Linked DNA regions of Homo sapiens: region 2 is linked to region 1. A link is a contact called in ENCODE Hi-C or POLR2A ChIA-PET data. All regions are on one chromosome and are shown on one strand. Each heading gives the region's core, a stretch centred on a gene start or an enhancer-like site at or near the end of the contact. The rest is flanking DNA. Distances are from core to core; before and after follow the strand shown.

Region 1 (4,987 bases), core at 2,308-4,807:
TTATTTTTCTCCAAAGAAAAGTGGCTAGTTTTTATATCACCACTTTTCAGGGCATGCTGAGGCTTTGAACAAGTCAGATTTGTTTTTCTTCTCTGTCAAGCACTTTCTCATACATTACTCCATTGATCCCTTTAACAGCCTTACCAGGGAGACACAGGGGAATTATAGTCACCATTTTACAGATGAGAAAAGTAAGACCCTTGATTCAGCGACTTACCAAGGATATGCAGCTAGTAAGCTGCAAATCAAGATTAGAAACCCAGGTGCCCTTTTTCTGAATTCCATTCTGCTGCTTACTGCTCTGAACTACTTTATTTCATGATGTCTAAAGACCTTCACACGACATAGACTATACTTGCACAGACTCTTAGTTGCATAAACCCCTGGGTACTTGGTATATTTTAAAATGACTTACTATTCAAGTATACAGTTCTATAATGCTGTACTCTTAAAAAAAAGAAAAACTTTTGCAGTTGAATGTGGATGAAATTTTATGATAGTCCGACGCGGATGATGAGATGTGCTGTAGCTCGGAAGGGGAATCACTTTTAGGTCATCCTCTTCCCTAAACAGTTGAGCCCAAATTAGCCCACAATGGTATTGTGGACTAAAATTGTTTCTTAATTGCTAATTCTTATCAAATCAGGGTTGGGAATGTTATCACTAAATACTATGTTGGAACAAGCGTTACTAAATTCGGTATTTAGGGTGACCTTTACTGTTGCTGTGAAATGTTTTAGGAAAGGGTTCCCAGGTCACAGATCTGTGTCAGGATTCTAGTCTTTGGTTAGTTTTTTGTTTCCTTGGTTATTTTCCTCCTCACTCTTCTTCCCCAACTCAAAGGACCATATTACTTACCCATTTAAAAAGATTCTAGGCTACCAGCAATTTTAAATTCTCAGTGACATGGTGATGGGGCATAACGCTCCCTCCCCATCCTTCAGCTTGGCTCGTGCAGCTCTGCCCCCCACACTTCTTGCCGGTGTCCTGTTTTCTGTCTGTGGAGCCCATTCACATTTTTCCCTTGTGATCTGTAATGTTTGTACAATGAGAATCTTTCTTTCCTTTTAGTTTTCATATTTTGTTATAATCATTTGAAAATAATTTTTTTTCTTCCTAGATTGAGATTGGAAGAGAGAAGAAAAGAGCTGCTACAGAAACTTGAAGAAACTACTAAATTAACTACTTATTTGCATTCACAACTTAAAAGGTGAGCTTATCAGATTTTTGAGGGGAAAGCTTTTCTCCGAATAGCATGTTCTTGTTCATCTTTGATTACTTTTCACTTTATTTCCAACTACTTTAAATAAAATCATTATAGTAGCACAGTTACTGTTTGAGTGATCAGATTTAAAGTCACATTTTCTTTTGCATGAACCCAGTGTCATATTTGGAATACATTTGAAATATGTTATAGAAAGAAGATATGTTTTAGCTGTCAGTACATTTAGGATAATAACGCATTTTTCCCATTGCCCCATTTTTTAAAAAGGGAAAGTGGAGGAGCTTTGCCTTAAAATAGCCATAGATTTCCTTACATTGATGAGAAAAATACTCACTCCTCACATTCACACACAAAGAGGAAACGTGAGCGAACCCAAGGGTCTTTTGTGTGACTTCTTTCTTTTTATAAGCTTGCCTTCTTTTCTCTAAAAATAAAAAGCTTTTTTTTTAATAAAAAACTACATTAACGCTTTTGCCCTGTTTTTTCTTGCTTTCAATATTTTTTAATGGCAAAGTGGCTTCTAGATGTCTATGCAAATAAACTTATCAACAGGTATTTGATTCCTTTTATTTTTGCAAAAGGAGGATAATGTTTAATAAGAATAGATTTGCTACTTAAAGAGTATTTGGAGAGCAAGGCTGAAAAGGTTAACGAAGAAGCATAGACATGGTATACAGTTAGGTGCCACATGATGACTTTTTGGTCAAGGGCAGACTGCATATATGATGGTGGTCCCGTAAGATTGTAATACTGTATTTTTACTGTGCTTTTTCTAGTTTAGCTATGTTTAGATACACAAATACTACCATTGTGTTATAATTGCCTACAGTATTCAGAACAGCAACTGCTGTGCAGGTTCGTAGCCTGGGAGCAATAGGCTATACCACATAGCTTGGGTGTGCAGTAGGCTGTACCGTCTAGGTTTGTGTAAGTACACTCTGTGATGTTTGCACAGTGATGAAATCACCTAACCATGCATTTCTCAGAACTAGACCAGGTCGTTAACTGACACACGGCCGTAATATAGGGAGTTCCTCTGTCCCTGGCCATTGATTCCATTCTTTAGCAGGTTTCTTCCCTCTGCAGATCTGAAGGAGCCAGTAGAGATTGTGATTAGGTTTTCCATTTTGTAACAGATTTTATGGTGTGTGCTTTTTGTCTTTCAGCCTCTCTGCCAGCACCCTGTCCATGTCATCTGGGAGCAGCCTGGGTTCCCTGGCATCGAGTCGGGGCTCTCTGAACACCTCCAGCAGAGGGTCACTCAACTCCCTCAGTTCCACCGAACTCTATTACAGCAGTCAAAGTGATCAGATAGATGTGGATTATCAGTATAAACTGGACTTCCTTCTGCAAGAGAAAAGCGGTTACATTCCTTCTGGACCCATCACCACCATCCATGAAAACGAGGTGGTCAAGTCCCCTAGCCAGCCTGGCCAGAGTGGACTCTGTGGAGTGGCAGCTGCAGCAACAGGCCACACTCCTCCACTGGCTGAGGCCCCGAAGTCTGTGGCCTCCCTGTCCTCGAGGTCCTCCCTTTCCTCCTTGTCTCCTCCAGGCTCTCCCTTGGTTTTGGAAGGCACGTTTCCCATGTCTTCTTCTCATGATGCCTCTCTCCATCAGTTCACTGCTGACTTTGAAGACTGTGAGTTGAGTAGCCATTTTGCAGATATCAGCCTCATCGAAAATCAGATTTTGCTGGATTCTGATTCAGGAGGAGCCTCCCAGTCTCTTTCAGAGGATAAAGACCTTAATGAATGTGCTAGGGAGCCATTATATGAAGGAACTGCAGGTAAATGCAGCCCTTTGCTTTCATGTATTCCCTGTTAGTGATTTTAAGGAGAATGATTGGAGCATTATTTTTCCATATAAACAAAGGGTATGATTCCCCTTCTCTTTCTTTTGAGTAATCGTTTTGGCTTCATTTAAGAAGGAGCTTTTATTTATATACCTAGATATTTTTCATTATCAAATAAAAATTACCTTCCCTATTTAGTAGACTTAATCATTTAGTACCTGCTCAGTTGTCCAGAGACACTCTGTGTGTGGTAGCTGACTGGGAACATATGTTGTGAACATATTTCCAAGTAGATTCCAGTTCTGAAATAGCAAGGCAAAGAAGAGGATTTTCTTTTAAAAGTTGGCCTAAAACAGATTAAAACCAAGGCAATTAACATAGTAGCTAATTAGTACCAAGGTTCAGTGTTTAGATTGTTCAGGGAATTCTATATAAATACAGTTTTTGTTTCAAGCCAGACTCCTTTTCTGGCGAAAAGTTAATTTAAAACAGCAGGTTGCAGTGTATGGTATTACCCTGCCACCTTCTGGCCAGGTTAACAGTTGCAGCCCCGGGAAGGGATTACTAGAGATTGTAGTTCTTAGGCCTGCATTTGTATTCAAAAAGACAGAAACAGGAAAAATATCATTTTTTTGTTTGTTTGTTTGTTTTCCTTTGCAAAGCAGGAACTTTGAATATGTTAGATATGATTGTAAAGAGCACAAGATGTTTCCCTTGTTGGCAGATGATCACTGTTGGTCTGAGGAGGATGATCTGTTCCAGAGCTAGCTTGAGACAAAATGTGAAATAAAAGCCCCAGTGCTCATCTACAGCTGTCCTGTTCACAGCTACATGTTTTACTGACCACACAAAACAGGGCAGGGCTCTTTAGAAGTGCTCTCTTCCTGTTCCCAGAAGCATTTTTATTTGTATGTATGGTCCTAAGAATTCTGAGTAATTGATTGGCCAATTCAGATATGTAAAGACATTGACAAATCCACCTTGTTTCTACGGTTTCAAATACTGAAGAGCCAAGTGCTGTGCCCTGTCAGTGGCCTGGGCCTGTGGGAGGGCCCATGAGACATTTGTGTGGTTTGTGCGCCCTCTCCTGGGGAGATGTCAAAGCTACAAGTAGCAGGTTATGGAAATAACCACAAAGAAAATAACCAGGGGAATGGTGTGTGTACATAATGGCCCCAACAAAACAGAAAGCCGCGTGGGGCCTTCACCACTGCTTCTGGGAAGGAGTACGGTGTGTGTGCGTGCGTGCGTGCGTGTGTGTGTGTGTGTTAGGGGGTGCATACCACTCCTGGAACCAGCCAAGCCTCCACTCACATTTTAGTCACCAACGTGTTTGGGTAAGCACACTACCCAATCTCTCAGGATTATGATTCCTTATCTGCAAAATGGGGTTGCTACAGTAATCCTTGTGTCAGGCTGAAGGATTTAATGCAGTGATAACATGTGAAGCACTTAACCGTGTCTGGCACTCAGCACACAGTTCATGGTAATTATTAGTACTCTGTGACAGTGATGATGATAAGTAATAAACTCTGGCTAAACACAGTTCTTACTGTAAACCATGGAAAGCTATGAGAAGAAGAAAGAGAAGAAAATGGAATGTTCTGTGCCAGCGTTCCTTCCTGTGCTTTGAACTTACATCTTTTGACCTTTCAAGGTAGTTTTGCTCTTCCTGTATTTGGAGTGGTATCTAGTGACCACTTCTAACATTCAGCCAATTTGGAGGGGCAGTAAGTGAGGCTGGATGCTGGAGAAGAGGGGAGAGAGTGATGAGGGAAAAAGTTGCCTAAAGTCTGTCACCCACCCAGTAACCCTGAGGTCTGGGAGTCCTGTCTTGCAAGTGTGTCTGGTTGGCCCATGCCTTGCTCCTGACACTTGGGTCTTGCTGTGTCTGAAAAGTTTGTGGATGGAGACAGTATCTCTGAACCTTTGTGAAACAGTTTTTAACTTTTTAAATGCATATATTA
Region 2 (4,505 bases), core at 1,144-3,643, 110 kb before region 1:
TGAAACTTAAAAAAAAAAAAAAAACGCACACACAGGCGTTCACATGTGCATATAGTTTTGTTTTCGAGAGTTGGGGTCTTGACCGGGCATGGTGGCTCACACCTGTAATCATAGCACTTTGAGAGGCCAAGGCGGCAGATCACCTGAGTCAGAAGTTCAAGACCAGCCTGGCCAACATGGTGAAACCTGTCTTTACTAAATATACAAAAAATTAGCCAGGTGTGGTGGCGGGTGCCTGTAATCCCAGCTACTCAGGAGGCTGAGGCAGGAGAATCGCTTGAACCCAGGAGGCAGAGGTTGCAGTGAGCCAAAATTGTGCCACTGCACTCCAGCCTGGGTGACAGAGTGAGACTCTGTCTCAAAAAAAAATAAAAAATAAATAAAAATAATAGAGTTGGGTTCTTGCTCTATCAGCTAGGCTGGAATACAGTGGTGTGAACACAGCTTACTGCAGCCTTGAATCCCTGGGCTCAAGTGATCCTCCTGTCTCAGCCTCCGCAGTAGCTGGGATTATAGGTACATCACACTACACCCAGCTAATTAAAAAAATATATATAGTTTTTGTAGAGACAGAGTTTCTTTATGTTGCCTAAGCTGGTCTTGAACTCCTGGCCTCAAGCTATCCTCCTGCGTTGGCCTTCTAAAGTGCTGGCATTGCAGGTGTGAGCCACTGCACATGGTCTTATATGTTTTTATGTTTGGGACTTTTAGGCTGTTGATGTTATTTATACCCATTTAATAACTGAGTGAACCAAAGCTCAGAGAGATTAAATACCTTATCTGAGATTACAGAGTAGGAGATTCAAGTAGGGCTTCAAAGCCTAGACTTAGTCCTCTTTGCTTCACTGCCTCTCAGGTAAAGGAATGTGAAGACTGTGTCACATTCCAGATACATTTGGTAATCTGGCTGAAATGTTCTAAAGATTTAATTTGTGTTTACTTCATTTTGGTTTGAAAAGCCACTATAATTCATACGTGTAACTAAAATAGTTAAACATTTAAAATGTGTGCCATTTAAAAAATATTGTTATTAAAGAAAAATATTCATACGATACTAATGTGTTATTTTAACTAATAATTGAAATGTCAGTTTTTAGTAAACATTATTGCCCTAGAAGTAGTCTTTTTTTTTTTTTTTTTGGTAAGACATGGTTTTTCTGTCACCCAGGTTGGAGTGCAGTGGCGCAATCACGGCTCACTGCAGTCTTGATCTCCTGGGCTCAAGTGATCTTCCGACCTCAGGCTCCTGAGAAACTGGGACCACAGGTGTGTGCCATCACGCCCAGCTAATTTTGTATTTTTTATAGAGATGGGGTTTCACCATGTCCCCCAGGCTTGTCTTAAACTCCTGAGCTCAAGCAGTCACCCACCTCATCCTCCCAAAGTGCTGGGATTACAGGCATGAACCACTGTGCCTGGCCCAAACAGTCATGATTAGTGGACTTGCTCTTTTAACAGTGAATTGCTGGCTTTAAAAAGCAAAAAAAAAAAAAAAAAAAAAAAAAACCCCAAATCTAATTCATCATTTAGTTCCTTTTAAATTAGGCTGCATTTAAGGAACTGCAATTCAAATATTAAATTTCTGGGTTAATTTTTAGAAAGCATAACTTATTTGATCTTTTTAAGCACATTTGTGTTTTTGTAGTAGTTGAGTTCATTATGGACTCTGGAGACAGGCAGACTGCCTGCATTTGAATCCTGGCTCTGCCTTTCACTGGCTGTGTGATTTCAGGCAAGTTACTTAATCTTTCTGTGCCTCAGTTTCCTTATCTGTACAGTAGGGGTTATAGAAGGACCTTAAGTCAAAGGCTTATTATGAGCATCCAGCGATACCTGCTCAACATGTGTTAGTGTGATGACCTTAAGTTGTGAAAACTGTATTTGGGTTATGTGCCATTTCTGAAGGCCATGATCCCCAGGGAATATCTCGTGATGACCCTCAAGCCCTTGTCCTGAATGAGGAGGAAAAGGTCAGGCACAACCTTGTGATTTCCCCGGTGTTGGACTTCTGTGTTCACCAGCAGGATCTCCATTTCTATAACCAAATGGCTACATCTTGCATAGAGACTCTACCACTGTGTCTGAAGGTATGGCAACATTTCACAAATTTGGATTTATCTCATTATAAATTTTAATAATTTAACCGGATTAAGATGAAGCTCACTCTTCTGTCTATGGTGGCATTATTTGCTAACCTTCACCCTCTTGCAGCCATCCCCCACATTCCCCTATCTGCAGTTGTGGCGCCTAGGAGGATAGTAGATATGCCGTATAGCCAATGACAGTATGCTGCAAGCACAATGCCCACCTGTGGGTTGGGCTCAGAACCGCTCTACTGCCTAACCTGGACTCTGGCCCCTCTCTCAGACCGCAGATAACAATCCTTCAGTGCTGGTTTTGCTTTCATGCTTCTTTAAGCACTAAATTCCTTTGACACCGCCTTGCTCTCGCAGCTGCTCTGTCCCATTGTATTATAGAATAAGCACATGCTAGCGTACCTGCAAAGCAGGAGCAATAAAAACAATGAGAGGAAGGAGGGACATTGTGGGCACAAGTTAGATAATTGACATTCAAACATGAAGGAAAAAATTAGAAAAGTTAGAACTTGGTAGGGCTGTCATACTGCTTATTTATTTGCAGCAAGTTCTAATGACTTCATCTTCTGAGGAGAGAGAGAGAGAGAGAGAGAGAGAGAGAGAGAGTTAGTTGACGTGGTGAGGACAGGCTTCCTGCAGTCAGCTGGCTCCACATTTGGCTTTGAGGATCGGCAGGCAAAGTGCTAGGGGTCAGCGGAGACATAGTGGCCAGTTTTGGCAGAAGGGAGATGAGAGAAGTAGTTTGGAAAAGAAGCTGAAGACTAAATGATAGGAGGCCTTGGATATTGAGAGTAAGAAACTTGAACCTGATTCTTTATGTTATAAATATCTTTTGAAGGGTTTTGCTAAAGGAGTGTGACGTGGAAGGGGTATTTTAGAATGAAGAATCTGGAAGAGTGTTGCTGGAGAGGTTGAAAGGTAGAGTGACTGGAGGGAGGAGACGAATTTGGACAATACTATAATGGTATAGGGGTGAAAAAGGTGTCTGTGTAGAGTGCTGGTATTGGAATGAGATTATGTTAAGAGTCACTCCATTATTCTCCCTGTTAGCAGTTGGTTGGACTACATGTACTTTAAAGTCATAAGATGTACTTTAAGAAAATGTCATATACAGTAATGCTGACTTTTCACTCAGTCCTTTTCTGTACGTGAGTGCCTTATGCTAACAGAGAATCTACTCAGAGTCATTGAGCCAAGACACCCCTTAAGAAGAAATAGTAGTACCTTTTTCCGGTTCTGTCTGTCAAGGTTGGTGGTTTAAATCAGGATTTTTCAGTCTGTTTTACAGAGCCTGATTACTTCACAAGTTTATAATATTTTTCAAGTTTTCTGAATTGAGATTTTAAGATGATGTGATGATGTCACTTGTGATTTGCCAATTCCGTTGTGTTGTTTTTTTCTTTCTTTCCTTTTTTTTTTCTTTTTTGAGACGGAATCTTGCTCTGCCGCCCAGATTGGAGTACAGTGGCGTGATCTCGGCCCATTGCAACCTCCACATCCCAGGTTCAAGCTATTCTCCTGCCTCAGCCTCTTGAGTAGCTCGGATTACAGGTGCCGCTACCACACCTGGCTAATTTTTGTATTTTTAGTAGAGATGGGGTTTTGCCATGTTGGCCAGGTTGGTCTCGAACTCTTGACCTCTGGTGATCCGCCTACCTCAGCCTCCTAAAGTGTTGGGATTACAGGCGTGAGCCACCATGCCTGGCCCTTTGTTCTTTTTTTTTTTTTTTTTTTTGAGACGGAGTCCCACTCTGTTGCTCAGGCTGTAGTGCAGTGGCACAATCTCGACTGCAGCCTCCACTTCCTGGGTTCAAGTGATTCTCCTGCCTCAGCCTCCCAAGTAGCTGGGATTACAGGCATATGCCACCATGCCTGGCTAGTTTTTGTATTTTTAGTAGAAACGGGGTTTCACCATGTTGGCCAGACTGTTTTCGAACTCCTGACCTTGGGGGATCCACCTGCCTTGGCCTCCCAAAGTGCTGGGATTACAGGTGTGAGCCACCACGCCCGGCACCTTTGTTCTTCATTTATTCTCCCATCTACTCTGCAGTGACCTCACTGTTCTCAGTAAATGAATTAAGGACTTGATCAGAAAGTACACATTGGAAAGCTAAGTACAATTTATCTTTTGCTCTTTTTTCTTATTTGGAAATAATTTCATACTTACAGTATAGATGCAAAAAGAGTACAAAGAATTCTCATTTACCCTTTACCCAGATTCCTCAAATGTTAATATTTTACCATGTTGGCATTGTCATTCTCTCTCTCGCCCTCTTTCCTTCCCGCCCTTTATACACACACATACATCTCTTCCCTCGTACTCATTAATTTTTGTTCTGAACTGTGTTAGAGTAAATTGCAGATATGATACCCTTTACCCCAAAACAATAGCATTCACTTACCTGATCA

What was found. A loop is a pair of places that touch in the nucleus more often than their neighbours do. ChIA-PET counts read pairs that join two places held with the same protein, here RNA polymerase II (POLR2A).
Region 2: a loop to region 1 is called in a map of HepG2, with 2.9 times the contacts of the local background. The contact joins two enhancer-like sites. A Hi-C loop is called at or near these places in 2 of 168 maps with a recorded cell type or tissue (Caco-2 and HepG2). POLR2A ChIA-PET finds 5 or more read pairs at or near these places in 4 of 52 experiments (AG04450, H1, OCI-LY7 and 1 more).

What each region holds. Positions count from the first base shown.
Region 1 is chr4:183,258,519-183,263,505 of GRCh38, forward strand. It overlaps WWC2 (WW and C2 domain containing 2), which reads left to right. Exons shown (of 23, transcript NM_024949.6): 10 at 1,121-1,210; 11 at 2,392-3,014. Among named protein-coding and RNA genes, the nearest start is that of WWC2-AS1, 20 kb to the left of the region's middle. Within about 2 kb of position 3,558, at least 13 of the 41 ENCODE cell types and tissues checked have a DNase peak (open chromatin) inside an H3K27ac peak, as active enhancers do.
Region 2 is chr4:183,152,523-183,157,027 of GRCh38, forward strand. All of the region lies in intron 1 of WWC2 (WW and C2 domain containing 2), which reads left to right. Among named protein-coding and RNA genes, the nearest start is that of WWC2, 56 kb to the left of the region's middle. Within about 2 kb of position 2,394, at least 3 of the 41 ENCODE cell types and tissues checked have a DNase peak (open chromatin) inside an H3K27ac peak, as active enhancers do.